Regions from separate parts of the Mus musculus genome. Here region 1 is linked to region 2. Evidence: chromatin loops called from intact Hi-C (ENCODE). Cell type or tissue: heart. All regions are shown on one strand. Links, peaks and the distances in the headings refer to the core of each region. The heading gives the core; the rest is flanking DNA.

Region 1 (8,330 bases), core at 146-8,145, 150 kb after region 2:
ATGGATAAGACAAATGTGCCTGGACGGAAGCCCCGCATTCCCTTTTGGGAACCTACTTTCTTCATCCTGCAGATTCAAGCATCAAAGGAGGCAGGAGTTCACCAGTTATATGGCTCATCTGAGGAGAAGAGGAAGGAAAAGACCTCAAGGAAGTCTGGAGACCAAAGAAAAGGACGGCTGTGGGGGAAGAGTCTTAAAGGAACTTCAGTGTATAAAGCCACACAGAATGGAACTCTAAAGGGACTTTAAAGTATACAGCAAAAACTTCAGGAAACCACCTAGCCATGAGCATAGATAATTTCCCAGCAATATGCAGAACTGTCCCAAGTTGTACAGGCTTTTGATACTGGAGAAGGACTCATGGAGAGGGAAGGAAGCTGAGAACCACAGCTCTATGGAGTGGAGGGAGGGGACTTTCAGTTTAAGATTTCAACATTTCTCAAGACAAAAAAACCAGGCAAGACGCTCTCCTTCAGCCTGCAGGCTCTGAGCACAGGAACAGCCCAAGCTTAACACTCATGGAGCCAGGTAGCTTTTGGTGTCAACTACCGCCTCTCTGTGACCAGCTTTACTGGCAGATGTCTCTCCCGGGGAGCTGAAGCTGCAATCAAAAGTTCCAAGTGTTTTTCCTACAGCATGAGGGGAAAGTGAGAGGGAAGAGGTCCGCACCAAGGACGTGTTAGTTAAGGGTGTATTTTTACATCTTTGAACTTGGGTGGATTCAGATGCCTAGAGGCAAGTAGGATGAAGTAGAATGTAATCCAGCAAAGATCTTTAGGGTGGGCAGGAACAATGCTCAACAGGAAGAGCTGGAAGGCTGGCACCCAGCTAACTACACGGGAGCGTTTCAAGTTGGTAGGAACCAGAGAGATGACCGATTATTACCATACATGGGGCAGTCTATACAACAAACGACTAATTCACTCTAAAATGTCAGTGGCTCTAAAGGCCAAGAAACCCTAGACTAGACTAACCTCACTCCTGGAAGCAGCAATGGGAACCTGCACAGTCCTAATTTTCTTCAATGAGCAGTTACAGCAACTCTAGAGTCTTCTCATTCTGGTGAGCAATATTAAACACCTAGCAAATGATATGACCAGCAAATGTTGCAATTTCAAAGTACATGGGCCACCCTCCCAGCAAAAAGAATAGAGAATTCTCTCCTTAGCAGCCGAGAGAGTAGATTATTCACAGTCATTCCAATGCAAGAAAGGTGCAGCCTTTAAAACACTTTGTTGGTCACTGGGTAGAAGACATCTCAAAGAAAGAGAGGAAAGATAAAGGAAGGAAGGAAGGAAGGAAGGAAGGAAGGAAGGAAGGAAGGAAGGAAGGAAGGGAGGGAGGGAGGGAGGGAGGGAGGGAGGGAACTCAACAGCCATAAGCATATTTGTCCCTGAAAGTATCCCATAATTAATACAACTCCAACCCTCTAAGATGTGTACATAGCACATCTTCTCATTTACATTTATACAAAATGATAAACATATAAGAAAAGTTAGAAACACAAATATAAAGCCCGACCAGTAAGCACCCTAAGGTTGGTACTACTGAGATCAGCAGTAGTGTCTGGCCTAGAGTGTCTTCTTGTCAAGATTCTCACCTTCATGCATGGGAGAGGTGAGGTTACTGAGACTACCCTACATCTCCACATAAAGACTGAGATTTATTGGAACTATTCTCCATGAACACTTGTGAGCTCTTCAGGGACCACTGAGTTCTGGGTGTTATCCATAAAATGAACAGATTTGAAGAAGTAAACGGCGGCCATGGGCAAACTCTGCGGTGGTTGTTTTAAAATCACAAAAGTCTCTGGCAGAACAGACCCGGTAGCAATTTCCATCAAGCCGGTATTAGCAAGAGAAGCCAGGAAAGGGTTCTGAGAAAAGCCTGGGTTAGAATCTAGGTTCCATTGACACCACGGTGCCCTGGAGAGCCATCAGTCTCTTGGGAACCACGGAATGACATGCTGCCTGCTCCTTGCTACCTGAGCTCTGGAAAAAGTGGAGAAGGTCAGCTGTTTTCAGTGGCAAGATGGACATCTCAAGTAGTGACTTGGGTCACACATCCTGGAGTCCCCTAACCTCCCTATGCAAAAGGACAAGGCTTTTTTATACAGTATCATCAAATCGCATAATTTCCTGATCCAAAATTCTCAACTGTTTCAGAACTGTTGGACTTAAGAATGCCCCACTTAGCCACGGGCACTTCCCTAGCTAGAGTGAAGCCCTCCTTTATTCCCAACATCACAGGAATAGGGTGGGTGGGTCCTGTAATCTCAGTACTTGAGCAAGTTTCAGGAAGATAGCCTCAACTACATATCTAGCTCAAGGATAATAGTTAGAGGCCAGCCTGGGTTACAGAAACTCTTCATCAATAAACCAAAACAGAAACAGCAACAGCCAAACAGCGGTGGCAACACACAAGCCCACTACTAACTTAACCCTGCATAGGGTAGGGTTTAAGACCAGGAATTAACCAACTTGCCATCTACCATTCAAATCTCCATCTGCTTCCTCCTCCACAGAAATTAAATGCTCGATCTAGTGGGCTATCAGGAAAACCAAAAACCAAAACAAAAGCCACCTCACACCCCAGGAGGGAGCCCCAAAGACAATCCTTTGAAGATGAAAAGGAACAAGGTGTGTTTATTTGTACTTCTGAGCAGTCTCATCTACCCCGTTGGGTGGGGCTAGGCTAGGCTAGGCTAGGCTAGACTACTTGCAACTACTCAACTAGTTAAAAAAAAATAAACAAAACCCACCCACAGCTCAGGCCGAGAAGCAGATTCTTCAAGAAGAAAGGTTAATAGGCACACTGCTTCTAGTAGGAGGAAGGGAAACCAAGCCTCTTCCCTGAGATGTTCAGGGGTCTTACCAAAAGCTAGCCAGAGAAGGAGAGGATGCAGCAACCAACCACTCATTTTCACACCCGCTTTAGAATTATCTAAAGACTCACACACTTAAGCCCACCACGTGCAGCATCCAGGTGCCAGAAAATGGGGCATCAGACAACGTGATGTAACTCTGAAGTGATCTGCGCTGCCAGACAGGATACATGAGAAAATAGTAACAGCCACAATCTTAAAGGCCCAAGTCTTGGACTTAATACTCAACTCAGAGCCCAGGTTTCCTCTACAGGAAACCTTCCAAAGTCCTGGGCTCTACAACCTCTCTGGTATTAGCAACTTCTCAGGGAAGGATTGAGGACTAGGAAGGGAGATGTTGGCTCAACAACCAACCCTTGTTTCCTACAACACTTGGTTCAAGACATAGTTCACACTTAAAAGATGATCCTTAGTGTAACAGGGAAAGGCTTCAAGCCACCTAAAGGTCCTAAAGCAAGTTCAGTAATCCAAAGCCACAGCTAACTTCAGCCAAGGAACACTGGCGGTCCCTCCCCTACCCCAACTATGGCTCACGGTGACTACTGCACTTCCTTGCTCTATGGTATACGTCCACAGGCATATTAAATAACCATTGCTGAAAGGGAGAAACATATAATTTTTTGTGAACTCAACTCATGCGACCCAGTACAACAAGAAGATGTGATAATTAGTGTCCACTGGTCCTAAGCAGAGAACACACAGAGGAGCCAGCTGGGGTGTTACCAAGGGACATGCCATTGCTATGTGAATTAAATGTGTGAATCCGGGCAGATCTTCATGTCTGAGATGCCCTGGAACTGAGCCTGCTCTAACAACCTCCAAATAACTTGCACCTGCTTATAGCTGCCTAATTCACTTTGCCCTCCCTTCCTTCTCCACAACCCCCTCCCCCCAATCCCCATAACTCCAGACAAACAGAACACAAACCCTCAGTCTTGGTTTTAAAAAAAACCTACAGCAGCCACAGGAGCCTAACCCCTCACTGGAAACTGAGCAAGCCCACAAGACATTTAAATGGAGTCTCAGAGGAGTGGGGATGATGGGGGAGGGGGAGGTCCCGCTGGCCAGTCATTTGAGAGGATGCACAGGACTTGCAACTTCTAGGAAGGGAGGGTTGCTGGACATCTGCAAGGGGTAGCTCAGAAAGGTTTTGACTTCCCTCACAACAAACACAACGCAGCAGCCAAGTTTTCTGGAAGTATTTGGAAAAATCCGACATAAATTAGACGTGTGAATGATACGGCCACAGAGCATGAAATCTTCAGTAAAGAAAGTTCTGTGAGCATCAGCTGCCCAGAAATAAGCATCAGGGGCCAAGGGCGGGCAGAGCTGTGGAGGGGCTGCTGACAGCTGTGGCCAGCGGGCAGAGGCAGAGGGGAAGGGCTCCAAGCTGGAATTCGGAGCGTGCCCACATCAGCAGAAAAGTTCCTGGGAACAGCACTCTGTCTGGGAGGGACCCTGCGGGTCTCAGGATGCACGCGCTCTGAGATGCAGGGACCAACGGCCGTTAGAGGAAGCCCCGGTCCTCTTTTCCTTCCCTGCTCCCTGAAGGTTAAGGCATCTTCGACAGACGACAGAAGTAAAAGATCTGCTCCCAGGATGAACGAATGATTTCCATGTCCATTCCCTACTGCATCTCGCTATTCCCAAACCAGACACGGTCCAGGGAAGAAGAGAAAGGAAGCTGGGATGCAGATGCGGGGAGAGCGTAGATGGGAAACTGAGGCAGAAAAGTGTATGTTAAAGGCTGAGGGAATCCGGGAAGACCCGAAATCAAGAGTGGAGTCCTCTCCTTTCCCTCCTCGGTTCCCAGCACACAGAGCCACACTCGAACTACGCCCAATCCGGGCGGCCGCCCGGCTCTAGGGAGCCGGCGCCGCACAAAGCTCCGCCCGCGCACACACACGACAACAGCACCCGGTGCGCCGGCCCACACAATAGCGCGGCGCGCGCCCCGCCGCGGCCCCTCGCGGGGTCCCGGCCAGCCCGGCGCCGAGGTCCGCCCTTCGCGCACACCCACGCCCGCAGCCCAGGCCCGCGCGCGGAGCAGGGACGATCGAGGCAGCCCCCGCGCCCGGCGCTCGGTGAAGCGCGTCACGCGCCCCCCACTCACCCGCAGTGCTGCTCAGCAGCAGGCACAGCGGCCCCAGCAGCCACATGGCGCGGCCGCCGCTCCGCTGCCCAGCGACGTTGCTGCCCCGCGGCCTCGGTCAGACCCCGCCTCTCGGCGCCGGCCACGCCCTCTCGCCGGCCCAGCCACGCCCCCGCCCTCCCAGGCCAGAGAGCTCAGCCAAGTTCTGCACGCTCACAGTTGAATGTGGCCGCCTGAGCTCTCCTCCACGGTCCAGGTTACAAAGGTCCGGCGGATCCAGTTTTTGCTGCCTCAGGGGTCAAATTGCGAGGAATTCTTAACTGCCCCGGCTCTTCTCTCGGCCGGTTTCCCTTTCTTCCTGCATCCTGCGGGGATGAGAGAGTCACCATCTCCCCAGAGCCTAGATGGAAGAAAAAAGTTTGAAGAACCGGTTCTTAGGAGAAAACTTTTTTTCATTGTTGACAGTGAAATACGACCGTTGCTTCTCAAACTCCAAAATGTATCAGGCAGGCTTGGCGACCCCGTTATAAAGCTCACTTCCACTCAACAGGTCTGCATTTCTAATAAACTGGGGGGGGTGATTCTCAGGATGGTAGTTCCTGGAGCCACTGGAGGAGCAGAGAAGACATTTCATCCTGAGATCTAAGAACACTGAGGAGAGTTTTAAATCCCCAAAACTTTATGCATTTTCCATTGTTTGGGCATTATACACTGTTTTTTAAGGAAAGCCTATTATCATGGAGCTGAGGAAATGACTTAGCAGTTGAGAGCAATTGACCTTCTCTGGTTAGACCTTCAAATGAGCCCCCAGCCCCAGAGGAAGCCATGATTGCCTTAAGTCCATGTGCTCCTCTAAGCTGCATCTAGGTTACTAACCAAAAGACTGAGTGCATTCACTGGGTTATTGCTTTCACCAAAAAGTCTTTTGTTACAAGGCGATAACATTACTATTCATGGCATTACAGCAAACACTGACCAGAACAGCTGAATCTCACTTAGCATCCTCCAGAAAGCTGCAGGAGGATGGCACTAGTCTGCTTCAGGCATGGCACTCTCATGGTCACACTTTACCTTTACAACAACCTCTGAAGACAGACAGTAATGTTTCTGTGACACAAATGAAGTCTCTGAGGCTCAAAAAAAAGAAAAAAAAAAAAAGAAAAGAAAGGAAGGAAGGAAGGGAAAACATTCTCAACAGCCACACATCGTTACTTACCACCGTGAACAAGCCCAGTTCAGAAGACCATAAGACACAGAACTTATCTGCAGCTTCAAAGATGATGTGGCCACTGGATCTGAGCTATGATCATGGAAATGCTCAATAAACAAAAGTTAATTTCAGCGTTTAATACAATTCTACTCCCAGGAAAAGATTTCTGGGTTGCAGCTCCCACTCCCCAAAGCCACTGAGCCTGAGAGTTTTCCCTGCTGGAAATTAAAGTCATTCTTTAGCTGTTGCTGAGTGTGTGTGTGTGTGTGTGTGTGTGTGGTGCATGCATGTGGGTATGTGAGCGTAGTGTGGTGTGCGAGTGTATGTGTGTGAGTGTGTGTGTAAGTATGTGTGTGTGAGAGAATGTGTGTAAGCATGTGTGTATTGTGAGAGAGAGAGAGAGTGTGTGTGCATGTGTGTGTGGAGAGAGAGTGAGAAAACACATGTGTTTAAATTGTCAAGCTAACACTGCTGGGAAATGACTTCTTGTAATTCACATTTAATGTAGTCATAGGATTTCAGGAGAGAAATTGTCTTATGTCTGTTAACAAATATTTTGCACTATCCAAAATGATAGAAATTTTACCTTCCACTTTTTAAAAAATTATATATTTATATATATATATATACATACATACATGTGTATATATATTGTATTATATCTATATATGTGCGTGTATGTATATATATGTATATATGTATATATATATCTTCAGACACACCAGAAGAGGGCATCAGATCCCATTACAGATGATAGGGAGCCACATGTGGTTGCTGGGAACTGATCTCAGGACCTCTGAAAGAGCAGTCAGTGCTCTTATCTGATGAGCCATCTCTCCACCCCAGCCCCTTACCCTTCCCTTTGTATGACTCGAAATTTGTTATTTATTTTATATTGCTCCTTGAATGAAGTTGTATGTCCCCTTAACAATGTAATTTCTCACACCTGTGGCCAGTCCTGAAACCAAAGAACAAGTACAGGAGTAGGGGCAGTAACCTGCAGTTTATCAAGAGAATAACCCCTTGCACAGTTTTGTCATAGATATATTTCTACTTTTTCTTTCCTTAGGAGTTTAGGGATTCATTATGAGTGCAGGGTATAGTAAAGGTTTCTATTGCTGGGTTAAATCTCATGACGAAAAGCAGCTTAGGGAGGGAAAGATTTACTTCCGTTTGGTCATCTTGATCACAGCCCATCATGAAGGGGCAGGAGCTGAAGCAGAGGCCTTGGTGGATCTCTGCTCGTGCTTGCCTCCTCCTCGTGGCTTGCTCAGAGCTTCTTTACAGCTCAGGACCACTTGCCTGGAAGTGGCATGCCACACACCCACACCTCACAGCATCGACTACCCACATCAAGTAATCAAAAGCAAAATGGCACTACAGACTTGCCTACAGCAATCTGAAGGAGGCATTCTCTCAACAGAGAGTCCCTCTTCCAAATGACTCTTGCTTGTGTCTAGTTGACATAAAACTAACCAATAGTGTATATCCCACCCATCAGCAATGGACAAGAGAGCATTGTCTTTGAACTTTACAGACCTCCAGTGTAGAATATGGTACCCTTAAGCTAAGCTTCATTTGATTGCAATAAGCACTTGTATTGTGGTTACTCTGAATGGCTGGCGCTTTAAACATAATATGCAAAGTAGATTTTAAAGACTGAGTACCAAAAAGAACAGGAAAAGGCAATAATTTTACTTTGATCACATGGTAAAATTTAATATTAAAACATATAGGCCTTTCATCACTTTATTTAAATGCAGCTAAGTTGACAAGACGGCTCAGCTGATAAAGGCACTGGCTGCCAAGCATCATGACCTAACTTCAGTCCCCAAGCCCCTCCTGGTAAAAGGAGAGAACTAGCTCTGTGGGTTGTTCCCTGATCTCACGTGTGGAATGTGGTGTGCGTGTGCTTGCGTGTGTGTGTGCGTGCGTGCGTGTGTGTGCGTGTGTGTTTGTGTGCATATGCATGTGTGTGTGCATGTGTGTGTGTGTGTGTTTGTGTGCATATGCATGTATGTGTGCTGTGTGTGTACATACATAATGTTTTAAAAGTGTAACTACTAGAAAACTTTAAATCTCACTCTGTGGCTTATGTGCAGGCCTCACAATGCATTTCTCTGGAACAGGGCTGATGTAATGCT
Region 2 (8,330 bases), core at 246-8,245:
CAAAGGTCTTCAGAACAGTACTGGGAAAGGTCTGGGAGGGCACATGAAGGTTACTCTTCTAAATGTTCAAATAAATGAAAAGGCTTAGGGTGGGAATGGAAAGAAGGAAGAGGAATGAGGTCAGACGTGTTGCCTCCCCATAGGGCCTGTGGGTCAGAGAAGTCAAGTCTCCATGATTTCCCCAAACGCTGCAACGGGAAAGGTGCCATGCCAGTGATGAATCCTGTAAGAATCAGATGGCGCCAGGGTGGAACTCAGAGGTACAACTTTCTATTTCTCCCAACTTGGAGGAGGAGGAGGAAGAAGAAGAAGAAGAAGAAGAAGAAGAAGAAGAAGAAGAAGAAGAAAGAGAGGTTGCCTCCCTGGGCTGAAGGGTCCAAGAAGGTGGGTGCTCAGAAAGCCCACAGTCCCACCTAACAGCATCTCCATGTCTTTCTGCATTTACAGAGGCAAGTGTGAGGAAGGGAAGATGACAAACTAAGACAGAAGGATGCAGAAAGCTGAGGGCTGGTCACAGGATTAATAAGCCAGGAGAAAATAGGGGACCAGAGGCAAGGGGAGATGGAGAAAAGGACCAACCCTCCCCTCATCTTTGACACCTCTTGGTGCTCAGCAGATAGTGCCTGTGGGAGCCCCGGAGAGTCCACACTATCCACTACCATATTGCCAAGTCTGACCTACTCTTCTCGATCCAGATCAAATGGCTGATTTTCAGCAAGACAGGAGGTTCCTGGGATTAGGTTCAGCACTTCTGTAACAGAACGAACCCAAGAGGGAATAGATGAGTCCATCCTTCACTCAGATCATTAGCAGATACCTCTACCTTCTGCTGGAAGCAAGGCTGGGCTCCTGCTTGCAAACACGCCTGGCTGCCTCCTCCATCACACGCTCAGAGAGCCCAGGAGAGCTTCCTGAGCAGAGCCCAGTATTCATTTCCTACAGCACACGGGGGAAGATAATATGCAAAACTCCCTCCAGAGCGGCATACCTGCAGATTAAGAAATCACTTCCCTCAGACATGCAAAGAGTGAGGACCCCCTGGAGTGAGAATCTAAGACTGAGCCAGGAAAAATCGCATGGTTTGGAGAGCTCCATCTTTACAGAAACTGATGAGCGGCTTGTTAATAGGTTGATGCACTTAGCAGCGCACCTGCTGCATGTTAAGGGGACTATCATTGATGCCTTACACATCTTAAATGGCAGTAACAAGGGCTGAGTAATACGTGCCATTCATTACCCAGGCTCACTGGAATTTCCTCACGGTTTCCATGGAATGCTGACTGTATCATTTTGCCTTGAAGGACATAATATGCACACTATTATAATTTTTATATTTTTTATTTTTGGTATGTGTGTATGGTTGTCCCCAAATGCCTGGTGTCCTGCTGTTACTACTGTTATTTTTGTTATTTATTTATTTATTTATTTATTTAATTTTTTTAGATTTTCTTCTTTAAATTTCATGACTATGGATGTTTTGTCTGTTAAGTATATGTATGTGCACCACATGTATACCTGATGCCTGAAGAGGTCAGAAGAGCACACTGGATCACCTGGGTCTGGAGTTACAGATGTTTGTGAGCCTCCATGTGGGTGATGGGAATTGAACTCGGTCCTTTATAAGAGCAACACATACTCCTAACTGCTGAGCCAACTCTCCAGCCCCATTCTCCTTGTTCTTAAATCAAAAAATATCCAGGTGTTAACTCTGACAGTAAAGTGCTTGTGCGGGCATGAAAAACTGAGTTGGATTCCTGGTAAGGTGGCACTTACATATAATCTCTATAGTGTGTGTGTGTGTGGGGGGGGGAGGTGTACAGGGGATAGACAGTGGGTGGGGAGGTGTACAGGGCATAGACAGTGGGGGGGGAGGTGTACAGGGGATAGACAGTGGGGGGGAGGTGTACAGGGCATAGACAGATGATTCTCAGGATTGCTGGCTTGTCAGTCCAGTGAAATTGCTGCACTCCAGCTACCAGTGAAACCCTGTATTGGAAAATGAGATGGAGCACGGTGTGCTGGTACATGCTTTCTAAAAAAAGATTTATTTATGTATTTTATGTACATGAATGTTCTGTCTTCAGACACACCAGAAGAGGGCATCAGATCCCATTACAGATGATTGTCAGCTATGTGGGTGCTGGGAACTGAACTCAGGACCTCTGGAAGAGCAGACACTATTTTTAACCACTGAGCCACCTCTCCAGCCGGCACATGCCTTTAATCCCAGCAGTCCAGGCAGGTGGATCTCTGTGCATTTGAAGGCAGCCTGGCATACATATCAAGCTCCAGGCTAGCCAAGCCTACATAGTAAAACCCTGTCTGAAAAAGCAAGCAAACAAAAACCAAACAACAACAACAAAAGAAAAAGGCTGTAGATGAGGAGGAAACAAGTCCAAGGCTGTCCTTGGCCTCCACACAAACACATGCACTTGCACATACACATGCACAGAAACACACAAGATAAAAATAAATTATCAAGGTCAATATGCATGTGGCTGTATGCACACACATATGCTTTCCATGAGTGCAAGGGAACTTGAAAGTGAAGAGGTGGTAAAGCCAAACGCCCTCCACTCTCAGTGTTGCTCACCAGAACCAATCCTGTCTACCGGAGTTGGACAATCCTACTTTCCAAAGGGGCAAATATAGGGGCACAACTCAGGGTGCCTGAGAGTTGTTACTGACATGGTGCTACTGTAACCACTGCCTGTCCATCCTCTCACAAAGAACACAAATCAGCACGCCAACAGAGCCATCTTGTTATCCTATAGGAACGGCTCTGAGGCTCTAGGGAGAAAGTCACTTGTCCAGGTCACAAAGCAGGGGAGCCAGGGACAGGGAGACCTGGCATCCCTGAGCTGCCATCTTCCCTCCATTCATACATCCTCTCCCAGCCTGTGTGTGATACAGGAACTCCAAACACAGGCACCAACAGCATGTCCCATAAGTGACATCTCTGTTCATGGGGAGGTGGGTACTGAGAGCTAAATATGACATACAACTGTGACAAAACTGCAGCTGCAGCAGGAAGCTCCAAGGATAAAGGACAGAAGGTGCAAACACCATCATCTGGACAGAATATTAACAGTGGGCTTGCAACTTGTGGTAAAATCCTTGACCATTCATTGCCTCTGTTCCCTGTAAAGTGGGGAATAAAAACATGTACTCTTTTGGACCATTGTGTGGATTAAATGCAAAGTATCCAGTACTTGGGCACATGACACTGTATAACAGACGAGCCATAATGAATAGTTAATTATTTTACTACTCCAAGGCTTAATGACAGTTCATTACAAGAACTGCATTGTCCTGTGAACATGATACTGTGCCTCTGCGCACACCCAGATGGTGGAGTCCTCTGGCATCTGGGCTGCATATCATTGATATGTGGCACAGCGTCTTCCTTCTACAGGCACAGTGAACACAACACCAAGGGATTAAATCAGGCACAGGAGAAAATGATGCATTCAAAAGGCATGGCACACACAGGCCGTATGAGGCTGCTGCTGCTGGCCCAACAACATCCTGCTCCACAATAAACTGTGTGAGGAGCAGGAATTCGCCCTGAAACAGAAGTAGAGCCAACACAGACAGAAGCCAGTAGCAGTTGTTTATTATTGTCACTGACTGGCACACTATTGCATGGTGCCACGTGTTTCTACACCTAACCCTGTCAACATCCTCACAAGCACGTGAACAATGCACCGTGCTGTGACATTGGGGTGGCTGTGTCTTCACTGTGGTGGCAAGACATTTTCAGTCACTTTCCAGCTGTTTCACAGCAAGGCTGCAATACGGAGTCAGTCTACATTGGCTGGGACACCATTTAGGGGCAATGGCAGTATCAGAGTAAGTGCCTGTCATCAAAAGCCATGCTCAGTCGATACACCCACACAAGCACCCCCACCCACCCCACACGCACACACACCCACGCACACAATTTTCTTTCTCACACAGAGACTGGTTACTAAGTCACATCTTTCAGAATAGAGAGTGGATTTGGCAGACAAGCCTCTTAATGTGACTTTCTTTATTTTCTATCTCCAGCTCTTTTATAAATAGGTTTGCCAAATTGATGCTTAATAGCTTAATATCGGGTTCATATTAATCTCACCCTGTCTGAGCTTCAAAGGGACAAACTGTTCTGACTGTTAATGAAACACAATTTTAGTTGCAAATTTCCCTGGGATCAGAGCTGGGGAAAGAAAAAAAAAATCCAAATGATCTAAAAAGACAAACATCTCCCTGGTGCGCTTTTCAAGCCACTGGGATTTTATGCAGCCTCCTCCCAGAGCCAGGGAAATCCAGCTGCCTCGGGAGCCGCTAGATTAAGGCCCCCAAGGACACTAGATGGCGCAAGAACATGCTCCAAACCATGCAGATGTGCCTGCCTCCCTTCACCCACCCTGCTCCAGGCCCAGGTGGGTTCACTGAGACAAGATTTGTGGTACAAACCATGCAGCCTCCGTAAACACTCCAGATTCTACAGCCCAGAGACAGTTGTTTTCATTTTCTGTTCTGACCTGACACACATCTGGGCATTCTCTTCTGGATTCAAAATGTGAGTAAGCCAGTGGAGTCGGTATTCTGCACTGGTGAGCTGCACCTCAAAACCAAGGAAGGCCAGGTGTGATGGTGCACGCCTTTAATCCCAACACTTGGGAGGCAGAGGCAGGCGGATCTCTGAGTTCGAGGCCAGCCTGGTCTATAAAGTGAGTTCTAGGACAGCCAAGGCTACAGAGAGAAACCCTGTCTCAAAACAAACAAACAAACAAACCACGGAAGATGGAAGATTCCGTGTGCTGTGTATTATACCACAGTCCTTTAAAAAGGGCAGATTGTCCCCAGTAATAGCAATACTATTTCACTCAGAAAAGCTAAGCATAAAAAAACTTGGTGCTGTTTCTTGGTTTGGTATATTGTCCTTTGGCCCCAAAGTAACCAATGTATTTATTTACTTTATGACTGGTTAATTTCAGGACCCAACTACTGTCATTCATGATACAACTTCTTCCCTTACAGAGAAATACCAATCCTGCCCTATCTGAGAAGGCCAGAGGCGGGAGGACATTACAGAGGAAAAGCGTCCCCAACCCCCATGGCCAAAACTTGCTTGCAAGCTGCCTCTCATTTCACTGTAATTCCTTGTGTAAAATGCAAGCATCCCTCATCCAAGCACTGTAACAGGCACAGCCTCCCATCCATGTGCACTGAGATCCACTGGGCCCACTTGTGGTGGGACAAAGTCAGACAAGAGCATCCTGAGAGAAGCCAGGGCTGATGGAGCACAGGTAGAAGTTTCTGTCTAGTCAACGGGGTGGATGATCTGGGATGCTGGAGTCTTGACACTGGAAGAACAGGAGATCAAGTGCTTTGATTAAAATTCAGAGAACAATGCATTTCAGACTCCAGAGCTGACAGTCCCCAGGAGTGGTGCAATGATACCACAGCATAGCGTAGCCACAGAAGCTCCTAATCAGCAGCAGTGAGAGGCACAGGGGGTGAGTCACAAGAAGCACCACTCAGGGTGCTGTCTTAATTGGGGTTTTACTGCTGTGAACAGACACCATGACCAAGGCAACTCTTATAAGAACAACATTTAATCGGGCCTGGCTCACAGGTTGAGAGGTTCAGTCCATTATCATCAAGATGAGACCTTCCAGGCAGGCGTGGCGCAGGAGGAACTGAGAGTTCTATATCTTCATCTGGAGACTGCTAGCAGAACACTGACTTTCAGGCAGCTAGGGTGAGGGTCTTAAGCCCACGCCCACAGTGACACACCTACTTCAACAAGGCCATACCTATTCCAACAGGACCACACTTTCTAATAGGGCCACTCCCTGGGCCAAGCATATGCAAACGATCACAGGTGCCTAGCATGGTCTAAGCACTCAGACTTTCGGTAGAGGGCAATGAGCAGTAACAGAGTGGTAGAGGGGGCTGGAGAGAAACCTCAGCTCCAACTCAGGCTTACAGAAAGGCCTTGCAGGCTTGTGGTGAGACCAAAACAGCTCACCAGAGCCCTGTAATGCCTTCTGGTCTCACCTGGCTCAGGCGCATCTGCTTCTTCCTTCCAAATGTCTTCTGGGCCACTCCTGACCTCCCAGTACCCTAGAGATGTAGGTCAGGATCGTACGCTGTATCTAGGACCAGCCCCCACCTGACCCAGGTGGGCACTACAGGCAGGCATCCCCACACTTCCTCTCTTCCAATGGGGGTTCCCTCACCTTGCTGTTCCCTCTACCTAGCAGCCGCTTCCCTCTTCACAGACTCCTGCCCACCTCCAGATTGAAACTGCAAACCTCTGCTTAGAGGACTCCACTCTTATCCTATTGTGCCCTACACTTTTCCTTACACGACTCACATGCTTGTGATTGCCATTTGCCGCCTGTCTCCATGCTCTGCAGTGAGCTAAATGAACATAGTACGTGGGCTTGCAGGAAGCCGAGCCATGGTTATCCTATCAACCAATGTGGGTGGAGGCTGGGAAAGGAAACATCTTTTGGCAGAAAGTGGTCCTAAAACAGTTCACCAAGCAAAGACCCAAAGGAGGCGAGAAGACTGTGGGGTGGGGCAAGGGTGGTACAAAAGTCCCTGCCACCACAAAGTACCTCCTTTCACAGCCTCCAACTGCCTCACTGTGACGGAAATATGGCAGAACTCTGTGCCTCAGCTGCTGTCCTGGCAAAGTGCCCAACCTCAGCTTACACCCACCTGCAGGGGGTGGCAGAGCTTATAGAACTTGGGATGGGAACTGAGAAAAGGGAATTATCTACAGGCTCTAAGCCCAGAAAGCCCCGTGGACCTGTGGCAAGCCTGGCTGGATGTAGGCTCATGTCCGCAGGATGGCTGGAGACCCTTCCTGGCTGGGTTGGCTCATGTCTGCAGCACGGTTGGGGACCCTTCCTGGCTCCTTGTTATTTTCATTCTGGCCTGAGACACAGGATGCTGGATGTGAAGATGAAGGCTGTATTGACAGGAAATTCCAGACCTCATACCTCTGGCCTTCTTAGAAGCAGCGAGACACCAGCTCCTGTTCATAGTAGCCTTAGCCACCACCCCTGCAAGTCAGACTCCCTGGCTTTGACATAGTCAAGAGGGACAGGCGAATAGAAGGCCTCCAGAATTGTACAGTGCACCTTTGAACTTAACCTCTCCCCCATGGTGACCAGGGCATCTGAAGACAGGGCTCCCTCCCCCATCCTTCCCTCTCTCTCCCTCCAAAGCAGACTGCTAGGTCTTATCACCTCTCCTGTGCGAAATCTCAAATCTGCCTGTTTTGCTCCACAGGACTTGGCATTTGCCCTCCGTGTCCTTCATTTGGTTATAAAAGTGGAGGCCCAGCATGGTCTCTCAGGGCCAACCTTGGCCTCTGCCTACTACTGCCCATCACACCTGAAGCTGCTCTTTGTGTAAGTCTGACCACACGTGTCTGCTATGTGTTGCTGCTGCTGCTCTTAGGATGTAATGATTTCTGTGACATCACAACCCCCCAGGCCCTAGCCGAGCATCTGTGCACGGTGACTTAGGAATCTGCATTTGTCAAGCACCTGGCACAGAGCAAGGCCGAGCAAGGCAGTGCTAACTGTGTAAGATGGACCAGTGTTCTCGGGGGAGGCAGAGGAGGCTGCACTTACAGGGCTGAGCCCTATGGGGTGGGTGTTGATACAAGTGCTGATTAACTGTTTGCCTAGATACTGTATCACAAACAAACAGGAAATTAATTCTCCATCTTTCAATTCCCTTTCTGAGTTTAATTGCAAGCCATATAATTGGTCTCAATTTCCTTTAAATAAAAAGCCTTCTGCTATCAATATGTAACAGCAAGGAACTCCAGCTCTCTGCTACCTCGGATACTTCTCCTTCCTCCAACACATGGGGAAACAGCTGGACACATTCTGATATATTTTTGAAGGGCACTAAAACACCCCACCCAGACCTTCGAGGTAGCAAAAGCAAGGCAAGTGTGTGCTTTAGACACCTGCAGGCAGATGTAAAATGTAAGCGTGACAGGCAAGTGCGTCCAAGCATGGGCTTTGGAATGAGCGTGAATGTGTGACAAGCTGTGTGATCTTGGGCAGGGTGTGACCCTTCTGAACCTAAGCACCCCAATGTGTAAAGAGAAGGCAAGTTATATGGACGGCTATGAGTCAGACAAGGCGCAAGTGGGCGACCTAATTAAGAAGCCAGCGTGGTGACTCAGATGTGGTTAGAAGTCGAGGCACCGTCACCAATTTATTATCTCAATGCTGCTGTTGCTACTGCTACTTCTGATGTGAGGCCATAGAGCACGTCCGAAGCCTAAGCATCTCCAGGCAAACGGGGAC

The links. A loop is a pair of places that touch in the nucleus more often than their neighbours do. Peaks named below come from ENCODE experiments on the same cell type or tissue, not always from the same donor. Only the 100,000 strongest peaks of a DNase experiment are listed, where the experiment ranks them.
Region 1: a loop joins it to region 2, with 2.0 times the contacts of the local background. A loop is called at or near these places in 2 of 42 quality-filtered maps.

Annotation. Positions count from the first base shown.
Region 1 is chr2:102,181,283-102,189,612 of GRCm38, forward strand. It overlaps Ldlrad3 (low density lipoprotein receptor class A domain containing 3), which reads right to left and starts at 5,178. Exons shown (of 6, transcript NM_178886.3): 1 at 4,998-5,178. The coding sequence starts at 5,043. In heart, for the core only: no CTCF peak of the experiment used is centred there; DNase peaks (open chromatin) are centred at 4,439 and 5,039; H3K4me3 peaks cover 2,020 bases; H3K27ac peaks cover 1,480 bases.
Region 2 is chr2:102,026,485-102,034,814 of GRCm38, forward strand. All of the region lies in intron 4 of Ldlrad3 (low density lipoprotein receptor class A domain containing 3), which reads right to left. Among named protein-coding and RNA genes, the nearest start is that of Gm39888, 39 kb to the left of the region's middle. In heart, for the core only: a CTCF peak has its summit at 4,348 (motif pointing right); a DNase peak (open chromatin) is centred at 4,367; H3K27ac peaks cover 431 bases.